Regions from separate parts of the Homo sapiens genome. Here region 1 is linked to region 2. A link is an interaction called in ENCODE POLR2A ChIA-PET data of the cell type or tissue named here. Cell type or tissue: GM12878. All regions are shown on one strand. Region 1 overlaps VHL (von Hippel-Lindau tumor suppressor). Region 2 overlaps FANCD2 (FA complementation group D2).

Region 1 (2,500 bases), 52 kb before region 2:
ATCTCTGAAGAGCCAAAGGTGACCTATCGGGACAAGCAAAGGTTGTTAAAGAGCCACACCGGTGGCTGGGCACGGTGGCCCACACCTGTAATCCCAGCACTTTGGGAGGCCGAGGCAGGCGGATCATGAGGTCAGGAGATCAAGACCGTCCTGGCTAACGTGGTGAAACCTCGTCTCTACTAAAAATACAAAAAAATTAGCCAGGTGTGGTGGCGAGCGCCTGTAGTCCCAGCTACTCGGGAGGCTGAGGCAGGAGAATGGTGTGAACCCAGGAGGTGGAGCTTGCCGTGAGCCGAGATCGCGCCACTGCACTCCAGCCTGGGTGACAGAGCAAGACTCCGTCTCCAAAAAAAAAAAAAAAAAGAGCCAGACTGGTCTGAGTCAGGGCACCTATTTTCTCCATTTCCCCTGACCTACACAAAAAGCTTACCTCTCACTCTGCTTAAATATTATACAAAGCCCTTCTAGTAACATTATCTCAGTCAGTCCTCACAACAGATCCATTTACAGATGAGAAAACAAGTCTGAGAGAAGTGACATGCTCAAGGTATAAGACAGTAAGCAAAGAGCGCGTACTTAAAGCTCTCAATCCCATGCCCTTTCTGCTACCATGGTGGAAAAGGGAAGCCTAGGTCAAGTACGTGATTACAAATCACAGCAAACCCTGCAAACTAAAGAGAAAAAGCCACTGACTTCTCAAATCAGTGCTTCTCAAAAACAAGGAAGTGCAAAAACATGTCGAGAGAAAACTCATCAAACCCTAAGATCTGTGCATTTTACTGTATGTAAATTATACCAGAATTTTCTTTTCTTTTTCTTTTTTTTTTTTTTGAGATGCAGTCTTGCTCTGTCGCCCAGGCTGGAGTGCAGTGGCACGATCTCGGCTCACTGCAAGCTCCGCCTCCCAGGTTTATGCCATTCTCCTGCCACAGCCTCCCAAATAGCTGGGACCACAGGTGCCCGCCACCACGCCCGGCTAATTTTTTGTTATTTTCAGTAGAGACAGGGTTTCACCGTATTAGCCAGGATGGTCTCAATCTCCTGATCTTATGATCCGCCCGCCTCGGCCTCCCAAAGTGCTGGGATTACAGGAGTGAGCCACTGCGCCTGGCCCAGAATTTTCAAAATGCATACATCACAAACAAAAGAGGGCAGGAAGCAATCCTCCAGCCCTAAGATTCTGTTTAAGGAAGGAGGAGGTTGTCTTAGAATAAATATAGCACTTGTTCCTCGGGGCATAAATTTACTTACAGATTTGATGGGAAATTTTAAGAAATGTAAACTTGTAATTTTTTAAATTTTGGTAAAATATACATAAAAGTTACCATTTTATTTATTATTTAGAGATGGAGTCTTGCTCTGTTGCCCAGGCTGGAGTGTAGTGGTGTGATCTTGGCTCACTGCCACCTCCGCCTCCCAGGTTCAAGCAATTCTCCTGCCTCAGCCTCCCGAGTAGCTGGGACTAAACAGGCGCATGCCACCACATGCAGCTAACTTTTGTATTTTTAGCAGAGACAGGGTTCCACCATATTGGTCAGGCTGGTCTTGAACTCCTGACCTCAGGTGGATCTACCTGCCTCAAACATTTACCATTTTAACCATTTTTAAATGTACAATTCAGTGCATTAAGTACCTTCAAAAGTAATGTTATTTTCTTTTTTTAAGACGAGGTCTCTATGGGTGCAGCACACCAACATGGCACATGTATACATATGTAACAAACCTGCACGTTGTGCACATGTACCCTAGAACTTAAAGTATAATAAAAAATTTTAAAAAAATAAAAAAGAGATGAGGTCTCAGCCTGGGCAACATAGCAAGACCTCATCTCTACTAAAAATAAAAATAAAAAAAGAAATTAGCCAGACATAGTGGAGCATGCCTATAGTCCCAGCTACTTTGGGAAGCTGAAGCTCTGGGAGGACTGCTTGAGCCCAGGTTAAGGGTGCAATGAGCCGTGATCATGCCACCAAACTCCAGCCTCCACACTCCAGCCCAGGCAACAGCAGGACATCCTGTCTCAAAAAAAAAAAAAAAAAAGACAAGATAGAGAGACAGGGTCTTGCTGTGTTACCAGACTAGAGTACAGCAACTATTCAGAGGCACCATCATAGTTCACTGTAGCCTCCAACTCCTGGGTTCGGGTGATCTTCCTGCCTCAGCTTCCCAAGTAGCTGGGACTAAAGGCAGGAATGTGCCCTGCTAATTTTTCAAGAATTTTTTTTTTTTTTAAATACAGACAGGGTCTCACTATGTTGCACAGGCTGGTCTCCAGCTCCTGGGCTCAAGAAATCCTCCTGCCTCAGCCTCCCAAAGTGCTGAGATCACAGGCATGAGCCACTGCACCCAGGCTCAGTAAATTTTTATATTAAATCGGGCACAGAAAAATTTTGGAGTAAAATACAAAATTCATACAATTTCCTATATAAAATAGGAGCCTACAGAAATGTTGATCCCTGGAAATACTGTGTTCTTCATCTAACATTAGAAGTCTGGTGTA
Region 2 (2,500 bases):
GACATATCTTCTGAGCAACTCTTCAGTGCATATCTTTGTTCTCTGCTCTTAGCTCTTACCCGGTGTTTTCTAAAACTGAAGTCTAGGAGCGGCATACATTGCTTCAGAAATGCTTCCACAAAGAGACGCCCATACTGAAGAAGAGAGACACACTGTTACCTCTAGCTGAGGTATCTCACTGAAAGGCCCCTGAGGCAGAATAGTCTCATCCAGCCCAAGGGTTTTATTTTCTTATTTATATATATAAAAAACAAATTGGGAAGGGTCCAAAAGGTTTATTTGGAGAATGTAACTTAATACAAAAATCAAATAGGCCTGTTAACTAAGCCCCAGAATTAGGCAGACTTACCTACCACAGATACAGTCGATGGACAGGGAACTTGCTCAGCTTAGGAGTGAGAGCATAGAGTAGAGGGGAGCTCTATCTGAGGATAACTTACTCCCAAGAGGGAAAAACTGGGTAAAGCTGAGAAAGCATATGACCAATTTCTAAATTTCCCAATCAGATAAATGACTCCTCTCTCCAACTTGCCCATCTCCCACATTGCGCAAGGGTGGAGTAAAAAGGGAGAGTGACCAGGAGATGACAAGAATGGGGCACCATCCACTTGGAAGGAAACTTGAGGAGTGGCGAAGTAGCATTCTCCCCATAACATTCTGACTGGACTTCCCATCAAATCTAGGGCTAATACAGGCTATTCCCACAAAAGAGAAGTTTGGCAATTATCAGGATATCAGATCCCACATTTGTAAGGCCACCCATAGACTTTAAAGAAAAATCATCTACTCCTCCTTCCTCCCTTTTGCCTGGTAAGGAATGGCACGGAAGGTAACTACTGCTCCTAAACTCAACTGCCCTGAAGCCATTCCTCCTAGTACTAAGATTCTTACCAAAAGTTTTCAAATTCATAGGAAAACTGGCTTCTCCAATCATCCAACTAGGGTGGGAAAATGCATCCATTGCCTTCCCTAAACTGGCATAGATTCTGGAAACTCTGGCTTGTGGGCAAGAAATTGAGCAATTTATCTCAGCTGAGGTCCTCTCTAGAGTGATCCACAGGAAGAATAAATATGAAACAGGGCCCAGTAAATCTCTCACCTTCAAACATACATGCAGAACAGGATGACTATCAAATACCTGGAGAGGTGAAAGACAAGAAACCAAGGCTGAGATCTGCTCCTTTGAGCACTCCAGCCTCTTTCCCGCTGCGCAAAGCACAGCTTTGGGTGCTGCAGAGAATTCTAAAATGGAGGAATGTCAACATTTAAATTAATATTACAAAGCAGAATAAAGTAATTATCACAACTGAAGTTCAAGAAAAGGAAGAGACGAGCAAAGAGAAATAAACTGATTCCAACTGGGAGTGTTGAGAAGATGGCATTATTAGAGGTCCAAAACCTTGATCTGAAGACTTAAGAAAGACTGGATGAGGCTGGGCATGCTGGCTCATGCCTGATATCCCAGCATTTTGGGAGGCTGAGGCTGGTGGATCACTTGAGCCCAGGAGTTCGAGGCCAGCCTGGGGAACAGAATGAGACCCTGTTTCCACAAAAAATAGAAAAATTAGCTGGGTGTGGTGGCATGTTCCTGTAGTCCCAGCTACTCCAGAGGCTTCAGTGGGAAGATTCTTGAGTCTAGGAGGTTGAGGCTGCAGTGAGCTGTGATCACCCTACTGCATTCCAGCCTGGACAACAGAGTGAGACCCTGCCTCAAAAAAAAAAAAAAAAAAAAAAAAAAGACATGAAAGAGGTGGAGAGACAAGGACATTCTAGGCTGGGGGAACAAGCTGAGCAAAACCACGATGGAGTGGGTGAGAGCACAGTGTGTTTAAAGGAGAACGAGGGCATTCAGGGTTAGAAGAGGGAATGTGCGCTCAGATCATAGAGGATCCAAGGCAAGGTGAAAAAGTGAGGGAATTACAGATGGAAGGAGTCATTAAATAGTATTGTGGCATAAGTAGGAGGAAGGAAGGAAAAGACAAAAAAAAAAATGCCTAGTGAGAAAAGGGGTTATCCAGGATGGGTAGGGGGACAAAGGAAGAAGACGACTCAGGGAGAGCAGGCCCCAAGGAAGAGTGGGAAGAGGAGCAAGGAAAGTCCATTTTGGAAGCCAGGACACTTGGTTTCTGCAGTTATTTGGTGAGATGTGTCAAGCAGTCTCCATACTCACCTTTATCAAGTTGATGAGGATACTGAAGTCTCGAACAGCCATGTTCCAGTAGAGGAGTTTCTCTTCATGAATCTGGGGCAGCCAAATATATGGGCACCTCTGAGTCACAGCCAAATACTTCCCTTACTGTATTCCCACTAAGATATAGTTCTTGAATTACATAGCTATACAGATATTTAAGCCAATTATCCTTAGATGTAGCAACCAGTGCATCCACAAGATGGTTCTGAGGCCTGCACATGTTGTGGTAACATTAGAACACCTCATAGGGACAGACTTTCTAAAAAGTTTCCTCTTCAGCAATTCCCAAGTAAGTAAAAGCCTTTGCAA

Evidence for each region. ChIA-PET counts read pairs that join two places held together with the same protein. Peaks named below come from ENCODE experiments on the same cell type or tissue, not always from the same donor. Only the 100,000 strongest peaks of a DNase experiment are listed, where the experiment ranks them.
Region 1: POLR2A ChIA-PET joins it to region 2 with 6 read pairs; 9 of 35 experiments call an interaction of 5 or more read pairs at or near these places.

What each region holds. Positions count from the first base shown.
Region 1 is chr3:10,144,037-10,146,536 of GRCh38, reverse strand. It overlaps VHL (von Hippel-Lindau tumor suppressor), which reads right to left. Exons shown (of 3, transcript NM_000551.4): 2 at 1-23. Among named protein-coding and RNA genes, the nearest start is that of VHL, 3.5 kb to the right of the region's middle. In GM12878, no CTCF peak of the experiment used is centred here; no DNase peak of the experiment used is centred here; H3K4me3 peaks cover 1,744 bases; H3K27ac peaks cover 73 bases.
Region 2 is chr3:10,091,923-10,094,422 of GRCh38, reverse strand. It overlaps FANCD2 (FA complementation group D2), which reads right to left. Exons shown (of 44, transcript NM_001018115.3): 38 at 2,171-2,242; 39 at 1,100-1,138; 40 at 60-134. It also overlaps a transcript of FANCD2OS not described here. Among named protein-coding and RNA genes, the nearest start is that of FANCD2OS, 15 kb to the left of the region's middle. In GM12878, no CTCF peak of the experiment used is centred here; no DNase peak of the experiment used is centred here.